2 separate regions of the Homo sapiens genome follow, and region 1 is linked to region 2. The links are chromatin contacts, found by Hi-C or POLR2A ChIA-PET in ENCODE. All regions are on one chromosome and are shown on one strand. The core of a region is the stretch at or near the end of the contact, and the rest is flanking DNA. Distances in the headings are between cores, read along the strand shown. Region 1 has its middle 44 kb from the start of LINC00501. Region 2 has its middle 64 kb from the start of LINC00578.

Region 1 (4,416 bases), core at 531-3,030, 39 kb after region 2:
GCTCTCTGAGTTAAGGTCTTTGCTTAATGAGGAGCTGTGAATACAGAGGACCTGTGGGAATACTTTAGGAATTAACCATGTGCTCATATGGTAGATCTACTACAGCTAACTAGCTGAGTGACCTTGAGCAAGGTACTTAACCTCTCTGGGCCTCTCATGTCCTTATACCTAAAATAAAGACATTGGGCCATTGGGCTAGATAATCTCTAAAACCTCTTCCAGCACAATAAATCTCTTCCAGCACAATAAATCTGTGATACATTCTTTATACAAATTAAAATATAGTTTTTAAAAGTTCCCCCAGGTCTTTTAGAAATAAATAGGCCGGGCGCAGGGGCTCACGCCTGTAATCCCAGCACTTTGAGAGGCTGAGGAGGGCAGATCACGAGATCAGGAGATCGACACCATCCTGGCTAACACAGTGAAACCCTGTCTCTACTAAAAATACAAAAAATTAGCTGGGCATGGTGGCATGTGCCTGTAGTCCCAGCTGTTCAGGAGGCTGAGGCAGGAGAATCGCTTGAACACAGGAGGCAGAGGTTGCCGTGAACTGAGATCGCACCACTGCACTCCAGCCTGGGCAACAGAGCGAGACTCTGTCCCAAAAAAATAAAATAAAATAAAATAAAATAAAATAAAATAAAATAAAATAAAATAAAATAAAATAAGACTATGAGCCAGGAGCAGTGGCTCACGCCTGTAATCCCAGCACTTTGGGAGGCCGAGGCAGGTGGATCACCTGAGGTCGGGAGTTCAGGACCAGCCTGACCAACATGGAGAAACCCCGTCTCTACTAAAAATACAAAATTAGTCAGGCATGGTGGCGCATGTCTGTAATCCTAGCTACTTGGGAGGCTGAGGCAGGAGAATCGCTTGAACCCAGAAAGTGGAGGTTGCAGTGAGTCGAGATCACTCCATTGCACTCCAGCCTGGGCAACAAGAGGAAAACTCCGTAACAAAGAAAGAAAGAGAGAGAGAGAGAAGGAAGGAAGGAAAGGAAGGGAGGAAGGAAGGAAGGAAGGAAGGAAGGAAGGAAGGAAGGAAGGAAGGAAGGAAGGGAGAGAGGAAGAAAGGAAAGAAAAGAAAGAAAGAAAGAGAAAGAAAAAGAAAGAAAGAAAGAAAGAAAGAAAGAAAGAGAAAGAAAGAGAAGAAAGAAAAAAGAGAAATGACTATGTCTAGAGAAAAAGATCTAGTGGGCAAACTATAAGTGAGTAAATCAGGCTAGTAGCAAACATATTCAGGAACCACCATGATAAAATGTGGCTGCTTATCTTTCCTGTTTGAACAGGAGGTCACAGTTTTGCTATATAGAGTTGAAAGGTTGTATAGACAGGATGTGTTAATTTGAGTTAGAATTCATCTGGGGCACCTGGACAGTTAATCCATCTCTGGGCTTCAGGAATCCAATACTACCCTAAGAACACTGTTGTAGAATGTATACGGCATGCTGGACATGGAAATCGGCTTGCTCCATTGGTGGTGGGGCATAGAGAGGTTCATGTCAGCCCAGCACATCCCCAGGAACTATACCAGTTTCCTTATTGCCCAAGCCAATATCTACAATGCAAAGCATCTTTCAACTGTAATTTAGGAGGACTATGAGCTGGCCACCTGAGTTTTTGCTTGCAGTTCAGGAACTATTGCTAAAAATGCATTTTATGGTGAAACAAGGGATTAGCTAATCTTTCAGGCTAACAGAGGACCAGCTACAAATGTTTCCTGTGTGTATTGTGAAACTCTGAGATAACAGAGAAGTTCCTTATTGCCCTCTGAATTTCCCTTCCCCCAGGACCTCCACTGGTCACACAAGCCATTATCTGAGACAAGCTGACCAGAGCGTGATGCTATAACTTTTTTTGTTCATACTTCCAAATTAAATCTGGTTAGAAAAATAAATGGCTAGAAAGTATTTAAATCTTGTCTTGAATCTTGGAGGAATTTACTTATTTTTCTTCATCTGTTGGCTACCCTTCTTTAAAAAAAAAATTATTATTATTTTTTTTGAAACGGAGTTTTGCTCTTGTTGCCCAGGTTGGAATGCAATGGTGCGATCTCAGCTCAACGCGACCTCTGCCTCCCGGGTTCAAGCGATTCTCCTGCCTCAGCCTCCCGAGTAGCTGGGACCACAGGTGCCCGCCACTACACCCAGATAATTTTATATTTTTAGTCTCAAACTCCTGACCTCAGGTGATCTGCCCACCTTGGCCTCCCAAAGTGCTGGGATTACAGGCGTGAGCCATTGCGCCCGGCCAGTTTTATTTTTTATTAACAAACTCATTCTCTGGATATTCTGGAGACAAAAGCAAAACACCCAAGAAAATGGGCACTTAGGCAATAAGAACTCAGACCCCTGTGGTTTGCTACAAATGTACTCACTAACAGAGCACATGCTGCCACCCTTAAGTTTCACACATGCTGCCAAGACCAAAGGTCCACTTTGATGACTAAATGGTAACACTATTTTCTTTGAATCATAGTATATGCATTTAATATTCTCTTGGGCCTTACTTAAAAGAGTAATATTTTTTCTTTTTTTTTTTAGGGTAAAGATATGGGAATTTCCCAACCACATTGTTCCACTTCATATCTTCTTCTTTCTCTTCTCATTTTATTTTCACTGCAGACCAGAGTGAAGACAAATGTGTATTACTTGGTAGCTTATGAACAGCAAGGAAAAACTGACTGGCAACCGCCATGGAAAGGTGTGAAACCGTAACCACGAGGACTCTCACATTTACATGTTACTGACTAGCGAATGTCTAGGCCTAAAACATCTGCCCTCTTATAGCTGTTTTATTATTATGTAAACATGGCTACAAGATTTCTGACATAAAATAGTAGATGACTCAGTGTCTTCAAATGATTAATTGCTGGTTTTTTTGCCTGACCTCTTTCTTCATTTCTTCAATAATAAATCTATTGTCATGCATTGAATTACGGAAGACTGAAGCTCCCAAATGCTGGGCCTGAAAATGCACTCACTCTCTCCAACAGCATGCGGGTGTTTCTCATTAGTTTCATAAGTGCCAAGAAAATTTCAAAATGATACCAAACAAGAATATTTTAAATTTTATCACATTACCAGCTAAGAAATCTGTAAGCACATTGTTAATTCACTTATATTCATCGCACAGCAAAACAAATATGGCATTTCAAAACTGAGAAAGTTAAAGCCTCCTATAAGAAGTCTATAGCCACCGTTTCTTGAGTCCTGTCTTCATATCTCATTCCTCCCAGAGCACATCTCTCACCAAGGTTCCTGTTAGATTCCATTCTGGTTTGTGTCTTTGTGGAGGCATGTCTGTCCGTAGCCAAGACACAGAGGGCTAGACTGGTTGTAACACAAATCAGAAATTTCTGCCTTGCAGCTGCCTGGGGAAGTAACAGTTAATTGAGCGTGGGAGCTGTGTGTAGACCCTCAAGACTAACAGTTAAGAGGCAAGGTTTCAGTAAAAATGTTTAGAAGCTGCATACCACACAGCTGGAAATGAAGGGCAGAGCTGTTTTCTGGGGAATTTGAATTATGTGTACATCCAATCGAGAACAATAAATGAATTTGTGTCCAGCAATAATAATCCCTCAGTTATAGATAGACATACCATTTATGCAGCACTTCCCATGAATTCTGTCTCACTGAGCCTCACAACAGTTCTGTGCATACAAGGCTGTTAATTGCAAGCCATTTTATTTATTTATTTATTTATTTTGAGAAGGAGTTTAGCTCTGTCGCCCAGGCTGGAGTGCAGTGGTGTGATCTCAGCTCACTGCAACCTCCGCCTCCCAGGTTCAAGCAATTCTCCTGCCTCAGCCTCCAGCGTACCTAGGATTACAGGCATGTGCCACCATGCCTGCAATTTTTGTATTTTTAGTAGAGATGGGGTTTCACCATGTTGGCCAGGCTAGTCTTGAACTTCTGACCTCAGGTGATCCACCCGCCTCGGCCTCCCAAAGTGCCAGGATTACAGGCATGAGCCTCCATGCCCGGCCATCATGTCATTTTAGAGATAAGAACTCCAAGGCTGCAGGAGATGAAATAGTTGGTTCCCTTTTGAACTAGATGTGAGTGGCAAGCTGGGGATCACATTCAGGTTTTCTGAGGGTACTTTTTACTAAGCAGGATGCCTCTGTCCTCAAATCCAGGTTAAGGAATTCACCCCCTTAACCGGCTTTCCATTTGACAAAGTGAGAGTCCTATTAATCTAATACTGAACTTCTGTTAGTCCATTTCCATTGTACTGAAACACAAAAGACAAATTCCCATCATTAAGAAAGTTGTAACAAGGGGGATATTTATGTCTCTCTCCCCGTCCTGCTTTGTATTCTCTTTTTATTTTTTTCATTGCTTTTGTAATTCAGATTGTATTAGAAATTAGAGGAAGGTTGAAACTAGGTATATGGTGACCAAGGTGTGGAAGA
Region 2 (4,114 bases), core at 1,384-3,883:
TAATGTATAGCTCAGGTTGAGAACCACTAGATTACAGTTAAAAAAAAAAAAAAAGGAAGGAGAGAGGAGAAAAGGAAAGGGAAAGAAGAGTAGAGCAGTAAGTGATTCTCAAACATGGCCGCACATTAAAATCACCTATGACCTTTATACAACCCTGATGCCCAGATTCCCTTCTATATTGATTCTGAAATCAGAATCTGTGGAGGTATGATCCTGGCATAGTATATTTTAAAAGATTCCACATAGCTTTCTTATATGCTGTCAAGATTGACAACAACTGCTTCCTTTTTTTTTTTTTTTTTTTTTTTTTTTTGAGACAGAGTCTTACTCTGTTGCCCAGGCTGGAGTGCAATGGCGCAATCTCGGCTCACTGCAACCTCCACCTCCTGGGTTCAAACGATTCTCCTGCTTCAGCCTCCTGAGTAGCTGGGACTACAAGTGCACACCACCACGCCCAGATAATTTTTGTATTTTTAGTAGAGACGGTGTTTCACCACATTGGCCAGGCTGGTCTCAAATTCCTGACCTCAAGTGATCCACCCACCTCAGCCTCCCAAAGTGCTGGGATTACAGGAGTAAGCCACTGTGCCTGACTGGCACAAACACTTTAAATCCAACTGTCAACTCTGCGTCTTCTTTTGTAAGTCGCCTGGCTGCCCAAAGGCCCAAGGCTTCTCCTCCCTCACACCTGTGCCCATATATTCACTTCTGTCCACTAGGCAGCAGACTCCACAAGGGTGAGGGTTGTGACTTTCCTGTGTGTTATATATGAGAGCCGAAGCAAAGTTTCTCAAATCTCCCTTAGCTAGAAATAAGATTGTTTCCACATTACTGGCATATTCTGCAAACACAAATGAAGATTAATGGCTAAAAAGAGGAGAGGTACAGGAGCAAGAACCCAGGGAAGTGTTGATATTACCGATTTTAAAAGATGTGTGGGGGGTAAGTGGGAAACAGCACAAGACAGGGAGGAGTCAGCCTATAGTGAAATATGCACTAGAAATAGACCAGCCCTCTCCCCTTCAGAAGCACAAAACACATGGCAAGAACGGAGTCTGCCTCCACTCCCATCAAGCTCTGCACTACATTTCCCAGAAGTGACTTTTTCCACCCTTTCTTTCCCCTCTTTTCCATCAGTATTAAAGCCGGGCGCAATGGCTCACACCTGTAATCCCAGCACTTTGAGAGGCAGAGGTGGGTGGATCACTTGGGGTCAGGAGTTCGAGACCATCCTGGCCAACCAACACGATGAAACCCCATCTCTACTAAAAATACAAAAATTAGCCAGGCATGGTGGCGGGCACCTGTAATCCCAGCTACTCAGGATGCTGAGGCACGAGAATCACTTGAACCCGGGAGGCAGAGGTTGCAGTGAGCCGAGATCTTGCCATTGCACTATAGCCTGGGCAACAAGAGCGAAATTCTGTCTCAAAAGAAAAACAAAAAATAAAAAATAAATAAAGGGGTGAAAAGGGACTCCCCTAACCCTCACTGCCACAGTGGTGAGAAAAGAAATCTTCTCACACCCCTAGAATCCACATAGTAAGAAGGGACTTTCCTGCCTACGTGACAAGATGGGAATCCCCTGTCACAGAAGCATCTAGAAAGTAAGGGATGTCCGTCCGTAAATAGAGTATGCACCTCCCAGCCAAGGAAACCGATCTTCCTTGAAGAACAGCTCTATCTACACGTTTCATACACTGTCTCATTGAATCTGCTTTATCATTCCCATTTTACAGACGAGGAATCTGAACTTGTCCATGGTCACAGAACCAGTGAGTGGTAGAATCCAGTTGTCAGTCAATACATGTCAGAATAGTTCCAAAATCACTGTTTCTTCCATTGTAAAATGCACTAAGTTGTCCTCGTGGTCAACTTATTTTAGTTTTTTGTTTGTTTTTTCCTTTTTTTTCTATAGGTGGGGCAAGAGGCAAAGAAGATGTTTTATGTTTTTTGTTTTTGAGACGGTGTCTCACTCTGTCTCCCAGGCTGGAGTGCAGTGGAGCAATCTCTGCTCACTATAACCTCCGCCTCCCAGGCTCAAGGGATTCTTCTTCCTCCACCTCCCTAGTAGCTGGGATTACAATCACTCACCGCCACACCTGGCTAATTTTTGTATTTTTAGTAGAGACGGGGTTTCACCATGTTGGCCAGGCTGGTTTTGAACTCCTGACCTCAAATGATCCACCCGCCTCGGCCTCCCAAAGTGCTGGGATTACAAGCATGAGCCACTGCACCAGGCCAAGAAGATAGTTTTAAAGGGAGAAGTCAAACAAGATGGTAAAGGCTAAAAAATTGTTCTCAAAATGTTTCCAAAATATCCCTTATCATCTTGAGACGGAAGGCAACTCATTGTTGATCTCATGTTAAAGCAACACAGAATAACACCATAAACTTTTTCCATCTACCGTTATCAAGATCAAGGAACCTGGGATTTGTCTTTGTAAATATTATTGACAAACTCCAGGCCAGCGGGGGAAACCCCTATATAGCCCTAGGGAACACACTTAGCCCAGCCTATGTTCCCCAGCATTCTCGGGTAAAACCCAGCTTTCCCCAGGCAAAAGGTGAAGGTGCATAGGAAGTCCAACCCTGTTTGGGAGACTGCCAGACAGAGCCGCCTTCTCAGACCCACTCACCTGGAGCTAAGGTGCCAACACGGGCGTCACTTGAAAATAAGCAGAAAAGCTCTGCAAGTCCCGGCACGGCCACACCACCTCTGCAGTTGCTTCCATTGGAATCACTCCCTGACTCGCTGCTATGCCAGTTTATTTTGTTGCTTATATTCATTAGATGAAAATGATTTAATTAGGCGATTACGTTCGGGCTTGTTTGGTGTGCAGTATCACTCCTGCATTTTTTGGTTGTGTCCACGTATTTAAACCTCAGGGGAAAGGAGAATATTTTTATTCCCATGGCACCTGTCCTTTAGGACAAATTAAATATTGTTTTCTCTTGCTGCCTACCTCATGATCTCACTGCTTTGGGGCTGCATAATGAGAAAGAAACCATTTCAGTAATTGCCATATTGTGAAGAGCTGTAGGGAACGTTATAGCTACTGTATCATAGTACTGAAGTTTTCGTTTATAGGAATAAAAATAGTGATAGAGGAGAGTCCACAAATGCATTGTTTTTCAAGGCTGGCTCAGTCTTTGACTATCTGTGCCCCCTTGATAAAAAATGGCCAAAGATATGCAGACATAGTCTAACTCCTCTTTTCTCATCTGTGCACGTTCAGGAGAAGCAACCATGAACATGAAACAAAAGGGGAAAAACACAGAATGTTTCAGTGCCGTGCATGCAACTGATGCTCAAAGAAAAAAAAGAAAAATACTTGGCCGGGCGTAGTGGTTCATGCCTGTAATTCCAGCCCTTTGGGGGGCCGAGGTGGGTAGAACACTTAAAGGTCAGGAGTTTGAGACCAGCCTGGGCAACATGGTGAAACACCGTCTCTACTAAAAATACAAAAATTAGCTGGGCGTGGTGGCGTACGCCTGTAGTCCCAGCCACTCAGGAGGCTGAGGCAGGAGAATCGCCTGAACCTGGGAGGTGGAGGTTGCAGTGAGCTGAGATTGTGCCAGTGCACTTCAGCCTGGGTGACAGAGCAAGACTCCATCTCAAAAAAAAAAAAAAAATACGGCTGGGTGTGATGGCTCACGCCTGTAATCCCAGCACTTTGGGAGGCTGAGGCGGGTGGATCACAAGGTCAGGAGATTGAGACCATCCTGTGATTGGTGAAACCTCGTCTCTACTAAAAATCCAAAAAAAAAAAAAATTAGCCAGGCGTGGTGGCGGGCGCCTGTAGTCCCAGCTACTCGGGAGGCTGAGGCAGAAGAATGGCATGAACCCGGGAGGCGGAGCTTGCAGTCAGCCGAGAATGCGCCACTGCACTCCAGCCTGGGCGACAGAGCGAGACTCCGTCTCAAAAAAAAAAAAAAAAAAAAAAAAAAAACAAACCTGCTGATTTGATTTTTAATATGATTTACATTCTAGGTCTTTTCAAATGCCCTCAACATTAAAGACTAATGCTTCTGAACAAAAGCAAGTTCTCTCGTTCCCCAGGAGTCCCCTCTGTACTTTCCAATCCCCTCCCCCTCCAAATCACTCATACAA

Evidence for each region. A loop is a pair of places that touch in the nucleus more often than their neighbours do. ChIA-PET counts read pairs that join two places held with the same protein, here RNA polymerase II (POLR2A). Pooled maps may share reads with other maps.
Region 1: a loop to region 2 is called in a map with no recorded cell type, with 6 times the contacts of the local background. The contact joins two enhancer-like sites. A Hi-C loop is called at or near these places in 1 of 168 maps with a recorded cell type or tissue (B cell), 3 of 37 single-sample maps with no recorded cell type and 5 of 50 pooled maps. POLR2A ChIA-PET finds 5 or more read pairs at or near these places in 14 of 52 experiments (B cell, CD4-positive, alpha-beta T cell, HepG2 and 10 more).

Annotation. Positions count from the first base shown.
Region 1 is chr3:177,336,140-177,340,555 of GRCh38, reverse strand. No RefSeq gene overlaps it. Among named protein-coding and RNA genes, the nearest start is that of LINC00501, 44 kb to the right of the region's middle. RefSeq lists enhancers at 1,624-1,723, 1,581-1,875 and a silencer at 3,161-3,455. Within about 2 kb of position 1,780, at least 10 of the 41 ENCODE cell types and tissues checked have a DNase peak (open chromatin) inside an H3K27ac peak, as active enhancers do.
Region 2 is chr3:177,375,835-177,379,948 of GRCh38, reverse strand. No RefSeq gene overlaps it. Among named protein-coding and RNA genes, the nearest start is that of LINC00578, 64 kb to the left of the region's middle. RefSeq lists an enhancer at 1,503-1,682. Within about 2 kb of position 2,633, at least 5 of the 41 ENCODE cell types and tissues checked have a DNase peak (open chromatin) inside an H3K27ac peak, as active enhancers do.